Linked DNA regions of Homo sapiens: regions 2 and 3 are each linked to region 1. The links are chromatin contacts, found by Hi-C in ENCODE. All regions are on one chromosome and are shown on one strand. Each heading gives the region's core, a stretch centred on a gene start or an enhancer-like site at or near the end of the contact. The rest is flanking DNA. Distances are from core to core; before and after follow the strand shown.

Region 1 (4,355 bases), core at 1,383-3,882:
TTTCCACTCAGCTGGGAAATTTTCTGGGCTCCTGAAACTTCATTAGGTTTCTGGCAATTACCCCAAGGAGACCCCCTAAAAGGTAGGCAATAGTTACACAACTGACATGCATTGTGTGACAGAAATAAAGGAAGCTGCACATGCTTTTATTCATTAACGTATTTTTTCCACAGTGCCATAAGGAAGGAAATTGTAAATTTGTAATCAGGCAGATCTCTAAGTTTTCCAAGAATGGCTGTTCTCTTCCCAACTAGGGTTAAAAGACAATTTGTTGCACTCTGGGCAAATCCCGACTTGGTTCCTGTCTTACTTAAGGTTTCAGAAATAGTCATAAATCTTTTAAAATATTTATTATTAATTCATTTTGGGGCAGCTTTTATGATTCTAAAACTTCAGGATCTGTTTGAATGTTTCCTGAGTCTCAAGTTTCATGGAGAAAGGCTGACAGGGAACCAAATTCCACCAGTGGTTTGGTGGTGTGTGAGCAGGCCATCAGCCAGAACATTCTAACATGTCTACAAAGGGCGTGATTTGGGGTCGTCTCTGCCGAGAAATTCTATGGACTAGGGGGAAACACTTTCTTCTTTCCCCCAGTACTATTTGGACTAGTTTCTAAAAATGGACAGAAACACCCTGTCAGCCTTGTGAGAAATCCAATCATCTTGTTAATAAACAGAAAAGGGTACTATCAACATGACTTATTTTCCACTAACTAGTTAATGCAAGTAAGACAAGCTAATAGGCAAAATTCAGATTTCATTTCATCTATTGCTTCACCCCACACCAAATGTAAATGTAAAAGTCTCCTGAATTGGGTGTGTTATAATCTCGGTCCACTGACAGATTATCTAGAAGCAGACTCACATTTCCCCCAAAAAAGAACCCTGTAAAAATAGCCATTGCTCTGTGTAGATATCAAATCTGTGCCTCCTGCAGGGAGTGCAGTGGATGCAGAAACCCAAATCCACCTTCAGGAGAGGCAGCCTGGAGGAGTAGCATGAAGCAAGGAAAGAAGAGTTGGTGGATGGGTTCTCAAAAAATCTTCCTTACAGCCAAGTCTGTGAGGTCAGGGGATAGTCTCCCAAGGGAAGTGGTGGGAGCCCCACAGTTAGAGGCATTTAGAAGGGGCCTTGATGGAAAAATGGAAATGTAACCCTAGGTTAAAAACTGTGCCCTGAAAAGGGATAAGGGAGACAAGCTTAAAGAGATTCTTTCAGCTCTAATTTCTAAGAATCCCATTAGACTACAGAGAAAAAAAATAAAAGAAAAAATGAAACAGGAAAAAAAGGAAACAAAAGCCAGAAGAGAAAATAATGTTAAGGCACACTGTTAAGAAACACACCGGAAGACCCTCATGATCTCCCAGCTACTGTTCCATCTGAATGCTGTGTAAGGGTTTGCAAGCTGAAAATCAAGTGAGCAGAGGGGAGATCCCTCTCAACTGACTGTGAACAAACCCTGCGAACTCCAGAGCCATTTGTCTAAACCAAGTGCTGAAAGAAAGGAAGCCCGAGATGGGGTAGCCACGAAGATTCATTTCCTTGTGGAGTTTGGCTATTCCTCCTCACTTTTAATCAATGCAATCCTGTCTAAATAGCCTACTTTCCTTAGCAAAGAAGTCTGGATTTAAGCTCTGAGCTTGCTTTTTTTTATTAAAGGCGTGTTGGCAATATCATGGTACATGACTTCCCTGATTTCTAGCAAACAGAGTCATAGATAACCTGAATACCAGAGTGCTAGCTGCTTCACCCCAGTTGAAATCAGCCTAGAATAAACATGTAAGTCATATAGTATTCCAGTATGAATAAACACGATCTGTGTATTTATAACTGTGTGTGTGTGTGTGTGTGTGCATCTGTGAGTGTGAGTATGGTGAACAGCAGACATTTCCATGCTTAGGATTTTTTCTTTTAACTGGTGAAAATAACTGTGACCTGAATTGAGAATGAACCAGGCTCCAAAAAGGCAGTTTTCCTGAACATGTACAGACAAAGGAAATAGTTTCCTTACCAGAAAGGAGTCACTTGAAAGCTTTTAGGCCAGACCGTGCTCGGGCTCAGATTTCTTTTCTTTCAGCCCTTTGATGAACAACTCATATGGAGATTCAAGCGTCTTGTGCCTGGTTTGAATTTAAGCTGTTGCTGACTTTAGTGGAAAACTTTCATAAACTCAACTCAGGCTTTCTTCCTTTCCCCACGACTGCTGACCAGGTTTTGATATATCTTTGGATATTCATCTTGAGTCATTCATTCTCAGTGTGATCATTATTATCAACTTGACGGAAAACAATTTTTCTGCAAGAGAGACTGAATTCAGTCTTCTTTCTCTTGCAGCTCTGAGTTCTGTCATTCTTCTGGAGCAGTGGGAGGGTGAGGCGGGGCTGGGAGACTACTGGATGCAGGAAGGAGGATGGAATGGGAGTGAAGCCTGCCGACAGCTGCTGGAGATCGCATATCTCTGTGGCAGAGTTATTGCTGGGACAATACCACATGGATCCCTTCCAGTACCCTAGCAAGAGGGCATAATCTCCACATGCCAAAGCCCTTCTTCAGGAATGAGCTGCATAGAGAGTGTAGTTTTCAAGAAAAGCCTTGCCCTCAAAACAGGACTCTTCCTGTGGCTCACTTGAGAATAGTTCCCTGAAGGATTTCCCCCCATTTTTGCTGGGCTTTTTGGTGACAGTTGAAAGTTTGGAATGCCCAGAACACTTTGTTCAGGAACCTGTGCTGCCTTCAGAATTGCGCAGTGAAAAACAAGAGCCTTGGAATCAACCCAGCCTGGATTTGGAGCCCAGCTTTGCCACTTACATGGGTAACTTTAATAACAAGTCTTCCTGGTCCTCAGTGTATATGTGAATTTAAGAAATCCTCAATTTCTGGATATTGGAAAGATTAAATGAGATTATGCTTCTAAAGTTCACTGTCTCTGCTTCACTCTTCCTCTCTGACCCTATGCTCTTGTTGATAACTTTGCAAATTCTCCTGGTCCTACGTAACTAAAACAATTGTGTCCCGTCCAAGCATAGAGGATCCAAGAATGATCCCTAGGGTGTGTGGGGCCCGAGGCGAATCACATGGTGTGTCTTCACTCCCTACATGTTTACAAAGACACAATCAGATTTAAGCGATTTTGAGGGCAGGTTTGAGTTGAAAATGAAAAATATCACAAAAAAGGAGAAGTCTAAGGAATATGTGTGGAAGCAGGAAAAGGGGGCATCCTGTTTGGCCTCAGGGTGGCTGTGTGGGGCACTGTAAGTTGCTCCACGCCCAGCAGCACTGATCTCCAGAGGCCCCTGAATTCAGCTCAGCACTTGCTCACTGCTGAAGCCATCCTGATTGGCCAAGACCTCTGGGAGTGGCTCTCACAGGAACCCTTCTCTCTTGCAGTTCCTGAACTTCAGGAGGCTCACTTGCCACAGTTCTTGCACAAACTTTGTTGCAAATGAGCCAAGTAGTTTGTATTTGTTTTTATAATGGTGCAAATCCGACAGGTAACTACCCACACAACCACTTCATTTAAAAATATATAAGACCAAGCCAGGCACAGTGGCTCATGCCTGTAATCCTAGCACTTTGGGAGGCCAAGGCGGGTGGATCATTTGTGGTCAGGAGTTCAAGAACAGCCTGGCCAACATGGCAAAACCTGGTCTCTACTAAAAATACAAAAATTAGCCAGGCGTGGTGGTATATGTCTGTAATCCCAGCTACTTGGGAGGCTGAGGCCCGAGAATCACTTGAACCCAGGAGAACCCAGGAGACAGAGATTGCAGTGAGCCAAAAATGCACCACTGCACTTCAGCCTGGTTGACAGAGCAAGACTCCGTATTAAATACATACATATATATCCATTTTTATATATATATACACACATATATATATCCATTTTTATATATATCCCATTTTAAAAACCACGCTGTGTGTGGTGGCACATGCCTGTGATCCCAGCACTTTGGGAGGTCGAGGCAGGAATATCGTTTGAGACCAGGAGTTCAAGACCAGCCTGGACAACATAGTGAGACTGCACCTCTATCAGAAAAATTAGCTGGGTGTGGTGGCATGCAACTGTGGTCCCAGCTGCCTGGGAGGCTGAGGCAGGAGGATCATTTGATCCCCAGATGTTGAGGCTATAGTGAGCCATGATTATGCCACTGTACTCCAGCCTAGGCAACAGAGTGATACCCTGTCTCAAAAAAATAAAGAAAAAAGAAGAGAAGAGAAAGAAGAGAAGAAGAGAAGAGAAAAGAGAGAAAGAGATGAAAGAAATAAAATGAAAGAAAGAGAGAAAGAAAGAACAAATGAACAAAAGAAAGAAAGAAAAGAAAAAGAAAGAAAGAAAGAAAGAAAGGAAGAAAGAGA
Region 2 (4,355 bases), core at 1,125-3,624, 480 kb after region 1:
TCCCTGAGAGGAGACTTAGGATTTTGTAACACGTCAGATCAATTTTCGAGGAGCTGGCAAATTGGCAGCTTCCCGTTTATAGCCCAGGCCTTCCCTAACAGGTCCAAACAATTCACGTCCTTCGACTCTGAGCAAGTGTGACTTGAGACCCCTAACAAGGCCACTGCTGTGAGGGACCCACTCTGCTCCATCTGGGTACCCATGGGGGTCTTCAGGATGCAACGGCCATCCCAGGACACTGGAGAAAGCCCTGCCACCCTCTGAAGGACTTCCAGCCGGTTGCAGGACTCGGCATGAGGGCATGGTTTCCTGTAGGTGTTGGACTGGCCATGATAAAATGACGCATGACAGTCTGATGCTGGGGCTAAAAGCAGCGGGAGCTTAATACCGCGGGGCAAAGGATGAAAACACAGCTGAAAAACAATGTCTAGCTGAAGAGAAGTGTTGAGTGGGGCCCCCGCAGGGGCCACTCCGAGGGCCTTTAAGGACTTTATGTCCGCATGATTAGCCAAGATGAAGGGACCAGCTGCAAACTTTAATTTCCTGATGACACAAAGGAACCATGAACAATATATAGATAGGATTTGAATTTGTAATAAGCAGTGGCCTAATCCACAGCAAAGGATAGTCAGTGTAGACCAAAAAAAAAAAAAAAAGCCTCCTGAAATTTCTTAGGGTCCCCATTCAGACATACTCTTTACTGAGAGTTTTACTTCAAGCAATTTATCTTGGAGGAACTACCAGGGTTGGCTGTGGGAAAGAAGCAATGCACTTTTGCTCTAGGACCCTGAATTCCTGACAAATCCCTCTGTTCTCCTAGCAAGAAGACAAACCAGAGTTTGTATAATAATGTTGCCTGCACCTGGCTGGAAGAATACTCTGGATAAAGGAATGACCACATTAGTCCACTGAGAATATTTTGCCAGACACTAACCTCTTTTATTATACTCTTAATCTCAAGCTAGAGAGGGGAATTTTTAAAAATAATGCTTTCTTCATTCTTAGCAGATGAAAACATAACATTTGAGCTTCTTTCTTTCTTTCTTTCAAGTGCTGTTGGAATCAAATTAGCTGCTGGAAAAGAAAGGCTCAACCTTCATTTTTTGTTCTTACCCTTTCAGCTCTAATCATCTTGAAGTGTTAAGGTGCATAATAAAAAAAATGTTTAGGTCCACAGGAAGTGGCTCGTGATGAGGACTGGCTTTAATAGCACAGGGAAAGCTGAGGACAAAAGGGGCCAGATGTTTTGACAGGGCACCGAGGAGCAAAGAATCTGGGAAAGGGAAAGAAACCTTTCAACAATTCTCAGAACAGGGGGCTTTTTGTCTCCAGCTCTTGAAGAGGTCCTGTGGCATGAGCTTCCCCCTAAGAGGCAAAAGATGAGAACTTCAAACATGCATCAGCATTGTGAACACAACATGTTAATCTTATTAATTATGAAAACCCCCACTGAGGGAGCATTTACATGTGCTAGCAAATTTACCTGCATTATCTCATTTAGTCTTTGCAAAACAAGCCTGCGCAGTTGGCTTTATCATTCCCATTTTACTGGTGAGTCAGTTTAGGCTAAGGAAATGTAAACTTTACTTGTCCATAGACATGCTCACTGTTAAATGTTATAGCTAAAATTAGAGCCCAGGACTTTTTGACTCCAAGACATACTGCAGCTTCCTTGCAATGACAAAAATTACAAGAAACACACTTGGAGCTCCATGATGCTTGTTGCATATTACTGGGATCTGACTCTCTCAGACATCACTTCCGTTGCTAAACGCAAAAACTTATAGCCCTCTTGGAGGTATTTACTCGGTGCCTCCTACTTACCACTAGCTTCCCCTTTCCTCCAAATAATAATAATAATGAGCTGAAAGATTTATACAATCTGAAGAGAAACCAGAGTATTAATAGTAATAATAGGTTACAAAAATATTTCCATGTAACCATTTTCAATATGGATGGCTTTACAATGTTGACACAATCCCTTAGTGTGGCTGCAGAAAAGGGAAGAAATAGGCACACTTCCAGTCCCAGGAGGAACTCAGGGCTGGTTTTTCTCTATTTCTTCTTCCAACAGAAAAGGAATGGGGACATATGTGTTTGTTGGATAGTAAGAAAGTCCTTTGTGTGATACGTGTGTTCTTGTGACTCAGTTTTTGGAAGTCATGGTCAAGTTCTAGTGCTCAGAAATTTGATCCTTGCATTCCTCTCTTTGGCATTGAAAGGTACCTCAAGGCCAGAGCTGGCTGAACAGAGGCTTGTCAGCTGCCAGGGCCTGCCTCTGATGGCCTTCTGGGCACAGCTGTCAGGGAGATTGGGCTGTGTCCCAAGGGGGATGTGTCATCACCCAAATGCCTGGGCAGCGACGGGGGATGTGTGAGGTTTAGAGCTAAGAGGAGTGCTCTCCTTTCACTAAATATTCTTAAGTCTCTGTCCAGGAGCTCTGCCCATGCTGGCCTTCTCTGTACCTCTTTGTCCTCAAAAGTCTATGTCACAGCAGGCTGCTGGGTTATCCTATGGGGACAATTTTGCTCTGTGTAGGCGACCAGCCTCAGAGTGTTTCTGATCCCTAATAGTCCTCAGAACGATGCTGGGAAATGTCTCTGAGAGTCCAAGTTTGCCACAGCCTGGGCTGCTGGAGCCCTGTGCCTTCCCTCCATCCTTCCTGTCTAGGACAATTGAGCTAATTAATGTGACCAGGGAACATTTGAGTTGCTAATAGGAGCCAAGAAAGTGTTGGGGTGTCCAAGACAAATGGCACTTGGCTCATGTTGCTCAACAGCTTAAGTTTCAGTTTTGAAAATTAGTTCAGTTTTACTTAAATCATCTTCTGTGCCAGGCAGCCAATTTTGAGAACTGACGCATGACAAAGCCTCCGTATCTGCAGTGAATAGTCTCTCCATTTTATTTGACCCTTAGGAACTGGGGGAGAAGGTGGTCTGTGCACAGCCTGTCCAAGGCATCCTGGAAGAAGGAGAGAGAGGGGGAACTCTGTGTGTCTGGTTTTGCCCAGTTAAGAAAGAACAAAGTAATCAAGTTAAAACTGTATTTCAATTTCCTCCTCTGAAGAATGTGTTATTAAGTGAATTAACGTGTTGTTTCTTTTATCTGAAGATCTGTGGTAACTCATATCTTCTGAGATGGGTCTGACACGCTTAGTTTCAACAGAAGTAGATGACTTGGCTTTACTGTAAAATAGCAAAGGAATTTTATAAGACATTAGAATAATAACTTACATCTATTTATGTGTTTTTCTAGTCATTGTAGTCACGCTGTTTATCATGTGCAAAGACTGTGAAGTCAGACACACTGAGGCTTGACTCCCATGCTGCCCTTGGCTGGCTGTTTCACTCAAGAATGTTCCTTAATCCCTCTGAGACGCAGTTTCTGAACTTGCCAAATGAAGATAATAATAGTACCTACCTCTGGCCAGGTGCGGTGGCTCACACCTGTAATCCCAGCACTTTGGGAGGCCGAGGTGGGTGGATCACGAGGTCAGGAGATCGAGACCATCCTGGCCAACACGGTGAAACCCCGCCTCTACTAAAAATGCAAAAAATTAGCCAGGTGTGCTGGCAGGCGCCTATAGTCCCAGCTACTCGGGAGGCTGAGGCAGGAGAATGGTGTGAACCCAGGTGGCGGAGCTTGCAGTGAGCCGAGATTGCGCCACTGCACTCCAGCTGGGGCAACAGAGCAAGACTCCATCTCAAAAATAATAATAATAATAATAATAATAGTACCTACCTCTCTGAATTGTTATGAGGAGCCAATGAAATATAAATGTACTAAGTATGTGGCCCGGGGGTTATTTTACAGTAAGTGTTCAGTAAACAAGTCCTAGTTCAGATAATATCTACCTCAGATAAATGTAAAATTAAATTACATCTAACATATGTGGAGAAATTTTCTCACAGTAGGTACCATCAATACCGGTACCCTTACTGTCCCTGCGTATCATAATGGCTAGGTTTGTTGAAATATTAGACGTAAAACTATACTTACATTTACTTTCTCTACCTCAGGTATTTTACTTGAATTCTCTTGTGAATTTTAGTATTCTGTCTACCTACCACTTTCAAACCAATGGGTCTCCAGAAGGGACTGAATTCTGATTCACACACCACAAACAAGCAAATTCAACCACCAAAAATTCTGCACCAAGCCACCACATTGAAGACCATAGGTGGGGATCATGCTGGGCCACCAAGCCATCTTGTCAACCTCATACATGTCCGTCTGGTTCAGGCCTGTAAACCAGGACTCCTCGGCCTGCCCCTCAGGCCTCAGAAATCTCTTCTAGCAAAAAGTATACCTGCAGGCCTGGCTATGTGATTTATAATAGTCTTTATGTATTCCAA
Region 3 (4,355 bases), core at 1,077-3,576, 300 kb after region 1:
TGTGCCAAAAACAATATTCCATCCCCACTGTGACAGGGCATCAGAGGGATCTTTTTGAAAGGACTAGTCAGAAGCCCAAAAAAATTAAGTTAAATTATATACAAAATGCCACACCTAAAAAGAAATATTATTTTAGTAAAAAATCCTACTGCTTTTTTTTCCCCCCTTTAGGCCTTTACCAGGGACACCTGCAAATAAGAAAAACAAAACAAAAAAATCCAGCAAGAATAAAGCACTTTCCAGACTGACAAGGACAGCAAAGAACACAGAAGATTTCTAAGTGAAAGGCACCACGTGGAGTAGAGATAAAAGAGCTTTTAAAATTTTTAGGGAGCCAGATTCAAGTGTTTCAGTGAATCCTTAAAGTGCTTAAGTACAAAATGCTTTCCTCCAATGCATTAAACCTACAGAGAATGACTTTAACCACAGCGTGCCTGCTTTGTGCAGGAAGCAGCTGGTACCTCTTTCTGTGTAATGGATGGGACAAGCACTCTATCCAAGGAAAGTACAACCAAAATCTCACAGGAGTGTTGGCATGAGCCTCTAACACATATCAACAAGCACCTCCACTCACTATCTTTTTTCTCAGCAAAGAGCTTCCACCAGGCCCCTCACTTTGAAAAGTTGCCTCCTTCTGTCTAAGGAAGAATTTCACCTCAGTCACCTGGTTTTGCACATCATACATTCCCACTCTTGCCTCTCCTACTCATGAGGATTGCTGTGCTCTAAGCTTAACCCTTGAATTTGCCAGCACTTAGCAAGAGTCAAAATCAGAGCCTAATTCAGGGGCTCTTCCCTGGTCTCTGGTCCAACATACGCTAATTAAAAGCTGAGGTCGGTCTCCAATTACTGGACCACAATAAATATGTCTATAAAACCTTCACAGGATTTTGCTGTATCAGCAAGAACATTAGTTTAAAAACACCAACTATACCCCCTCCAAGTTTATGTGTCTGCATTAAGTATAATTAATTTCATTGTCTTGATGTTTCACCAGAAAGCTTTCCAGAAAAATCCAAGAATATTATTCAATAGCTGAACATAAACTTAAATGGAAAATAGAAAATAATGTGCTGCTGGAAATCGTAAATTTGGGTAAATCTGAAAACATCTGACCCTTTTTAACTTCAAAAGCAAAAGATCTGAATACCCCCATCATCATTGACGGGAGTTTAAAACCTTATTATAATTTGCCAAATTCCAAAAGAGTTGGTGTTTTAATCCCTCACCACTTTTAAACGGAATCAGTTGAAGAAAAAAAATCAATGTCTGGAGACAGCTCTATGAATGTAGCCACACCTAAAAAACAAGCCAATACTTTCCCCCCCCCCCAAAAAAATTCATGAGCAGCAACAGCTGGAACTGTTTTACACTAGACGGCTGAGTTCTGTGAGAATGTCCTCCTTGTCTTTGTCTGCAAAGCTGAAAGAAGCTGGACTCAAAGGTAGTGTTCAGTCCCAGGAGGACCCTGAGTAAACATGAGCCTGAGCCCCCAGCTCCCTCCTGATAAGGTCAGGTGACATGGTGTCAAAAGACAGCCAAGGAAAGATCTAGAAAAGTGCACACACAAGGAGGATATTTTTCTTTCTCTTTACCAGAGATAATAAAGAACAGAAATGGACTTCAAAATTTTTTATTCACTTAAAATACAACAATGACACTCCCACCCTTGCCCTCAAGCCCTATGTATGTATGATAAACATTTACACACACACACATACACACACTAAACGCACTGCTCTAGCTATCCTTTACTTCCTGAATGAATGCACAACCGAGTCTGAAGCTTGCAGATCTACTCCAAATTGTCAAAGCAACCTGTCTTGATGAAATGTAGCAGCAGCAAAATAACAATACGTCACACAAAAAAATCAGCAAAGTCATCTCATCAGAAAGCAGCCAAAAAATACCCAAGTATTTCCAAAATCTGAGTTGAGACGAGAGCGCTGAGGGCCGGAGGAAAATTAAAAAGAGAGGCAGAGTCATAGGCATAAAGAAGTCTTCAATAAAGCAGTGAGAGTTCGAAAGGAAAGTAGCAACACCACAAGTTATGAAAAGGGGAGAGTACAAAGCATGACAGGCAGATGTAATAAAAGAAAAGCACCATAAAAAAAGAGAAAGAGATGAAGAAATATTTCCAAGTAACTGAGACAGGTACATTGGGAGTATAAAAAAAGAAACAGCTAAGCCTGGAAGGAAACAAGATGAAACTGATGATGCACCTAAAAATGAAAACAACTTTTTGCATGTAAACAAAAGAGGTTTCTAGTGAGAGAGACTACACAAACACTCATGTGCGTGCGCGCGCGCACACACACACACACACACACACAGGGAGGCATCAGGCATCTGACTATTTCAAAAGCCACATCTAAAATTTCATTAAAAAGAGCCCAGCTGCTTCCTTACCCTGACTTTGTCTTTAAGGACTTAGCTAAGCTGAAGGAGTGGCCAGAAAAGGGAAAAAAAAAAAAAACACTTCAACCCATCTCTCTCAAATTCTTTTATTTCAGCAATGCATTAAGCAATCTCCCTGCAGAGTTATTCTCTTCTTCCTGGTGTGGATAAAGCTTCCCCTGGGGAGCTCTGTAATTTCCAGCTTCTCCGAATTCAGGTATTAGTAAAGACCGCTTGGGGACACGCAACAATATAACTCTACATTTTCAGGCATTCGGAGAGAACCCCCTAAGGGTCCCAAGTTCAAATTTCTGAAATGTAGGCATTGTAAAAGGAACCTCGGGGGACTCCAGCAATAGAAATCTGCTGAATTCAAAGCATTTCCTAAGCCCTGGCAGGAGCCTTTGCTCCCACTGGAGGCTTTTTATAAAACATGTGTTGCTGACATGTTGACAGATTGCTCAGTGAAGTGTTAGGTGCATACACAGGCTGGCCATTTAGGGGGACATCAGTTTACCCTTCATCTCTACCTGAAGCACCATGTTTTATACATTACCCGAGGACAGGCAGAAAACAGACACTTTCCAACAAAGTATAGTATCACTTGGCAAAAGACAACCACCCCCTCACACGTACCTCTATCCACCACCTACAGAACTACAGACAGATTTTGTAGTTGCACTTCTCTCTCTCTCTCTCTCACACACACACACACACACACACACACACACACGTACGCGCCTGCGCGCGCACATGCACGCATGGCTATACAGAATCTCCCCAAATCACAAAAAGGTCAGAAAATAAATTAAGTGTACAGTGCAAGGCCCAGGCTTGAAATTGCCTCCATGTATCAGGACTGCCACCCTTTTGCTACACAGGCCAGAGCTCTGAGGGTATAATGAGCAAAGGAATTTTCTAATGACAGCTGACTGTTGGGAGGTAATCTGATCAAAGGCCGATATTAAATCCAACTTCTGCTCATATCAGGGTATTAGTGATGTACGACTTAATAACCCAGCAGCTCCAAAAGTGCTGCCGTGGCAACAGGATGGAAATTGGGATAATAATGTATTCATGGTGCTGGCGACCTGGGGCTGCAGTGCGCGCTCTCAGGGGAGGGCACTTCACCCTGAGCCAGACGTGTCTGGGCAAAATCACTTCACAAAGGACAGGAGTGGAATACTGAAGAGCTCTGGCACTGATGAGAGAGTCGATAAGGGGAAGAGTGGAATGAAGTGAAGGGAGGGAAGGAAAAACATTTTCAGCAGAAGAGCTTGAGTGGTGCTTCTCTGAAAAACTGATGGGGCTCAAGAAGCTCTCCCCGACAAGTACAACCAAAATGGATAATTATTAAATGAACATAAAACTACATTCTCTGCAAAGAGCTGGAGGATGAACAGCACCAGCTTGCATAAAATGACAAGATTTGCACATCAGCCATCATCAGCTTCCAGCCCTACCTACCACCATACAGAGGAGAGCCAATGTCTGCCACCAACAAAACACCCATTCTTCTCAATTGAAACAGATTTCCAATCTTAGCTACTATTTTATTCCTAAAGAAAAACAAATGTTGAGAAAAAACAAAGGTCATACAATAATCAGTCACATCTCATAGACTATATATCTCTCAGATATTAAAAATAATCTCTATTTTTTCATTTCTTGAAATAGAAGCTGAGTAACAACTAAACACCATTTGGGTAGGAGGAAAGAAAAACGGGATTTGAAGGTCTGGAAAGGGGAATCAGAAATTTAATTAAACGAAAAGGGGAGGAGGGGAAGACGCAGAGTCTAGGCCAAGGCACCTCAGCGGTTAAAAGCGTGCCCACCTAGTCTAATCTAACACAAGATCCTCGGACTCCCTGGACTGAGGAAATGAAAGCACATACAAGGGTGGTTTCAATTCCAAATATCTTTTGCAAATTACATCATATGGGACTTATATTTGCTGA

Evidence for each region. A loop is a pair of places that touch in the nucleus more often than their neighbours do. Pooled maps may share reads with other maps.
Region 2: a map of gastrocnemius medialis shows a loop between it and region 1 (4-fold over the local background). The contact joins the enhancer-like site here to the promoter of LINC01894 in region 1. A Hi-C loop is called at or near these places in 2 of 168 maps with a recorded cell type or tissue (gastrocnemius medialis and psoas muscle) and 2 of 50 pooled maps.
Region 3: a loop to region 1 is called in a pooled map of right cardiac atrium, with 2.7 times the contacts of the local background. The contact joins the enhancer-like site here to the promoter of LINC01894 in region 1. A Hi-C loop is called at or near these places in 2 of 168 maps with a recorded cell type or tissue (gastrocnemius medialis and psoas muscle) and 4 of 50 pooled maps.

Annotation. Positions count from the first base shown.
Region 1 is chr18:24,985,347-24,989,701 of GRCh38, forward strand. LINC01894 (long intergenic non-protein coding RNA 1894) reads right to left here and starts at 2,633. Exons shown (of 2, transcript NR_146903.1): 1 at 2,011-2,633.
Region 2 is chr18:25,465,122-25,469,476 of GRCh38, forward strand. No RefSeq gene overlaps it. Among named protein-coding and RNA genes, the nearest start is that of ZNF521, 120 kb to the left of the region's middle. RefSeq lists an enhancer at 1-1,768. Within about 2 kb of position 2,375, at least 8 of the 41 ENCODE cell types and tissues checked have a DNase peak (open chromatin) inside an H3K27ac peak, as active enhancers do; they include gastrocnemius medialis and psoas muscle, where a contact is called at or near this core.
Region 3 is chr18:25,282,602-25,286,956 of GRCh38, forward strand. All of the region lies in intron 3 of ZNF521 (zinc finger protein 521), which reads right to left. Among named protein-coding and RNA genes, the nearest start is that of ZNF521, 67 kb to the right of the region's middle. RefSeq lists an enhancer at 2,188-3,892. Within about 2 kb of position 2,327, at least 4 of the 41 ENCODE cell types and tissues checked have a DNase peak (open chromatin) inside an H3K27ac peak, as active enhancers do; they include gastrocnemius medialis, where a contact is called at or near this core.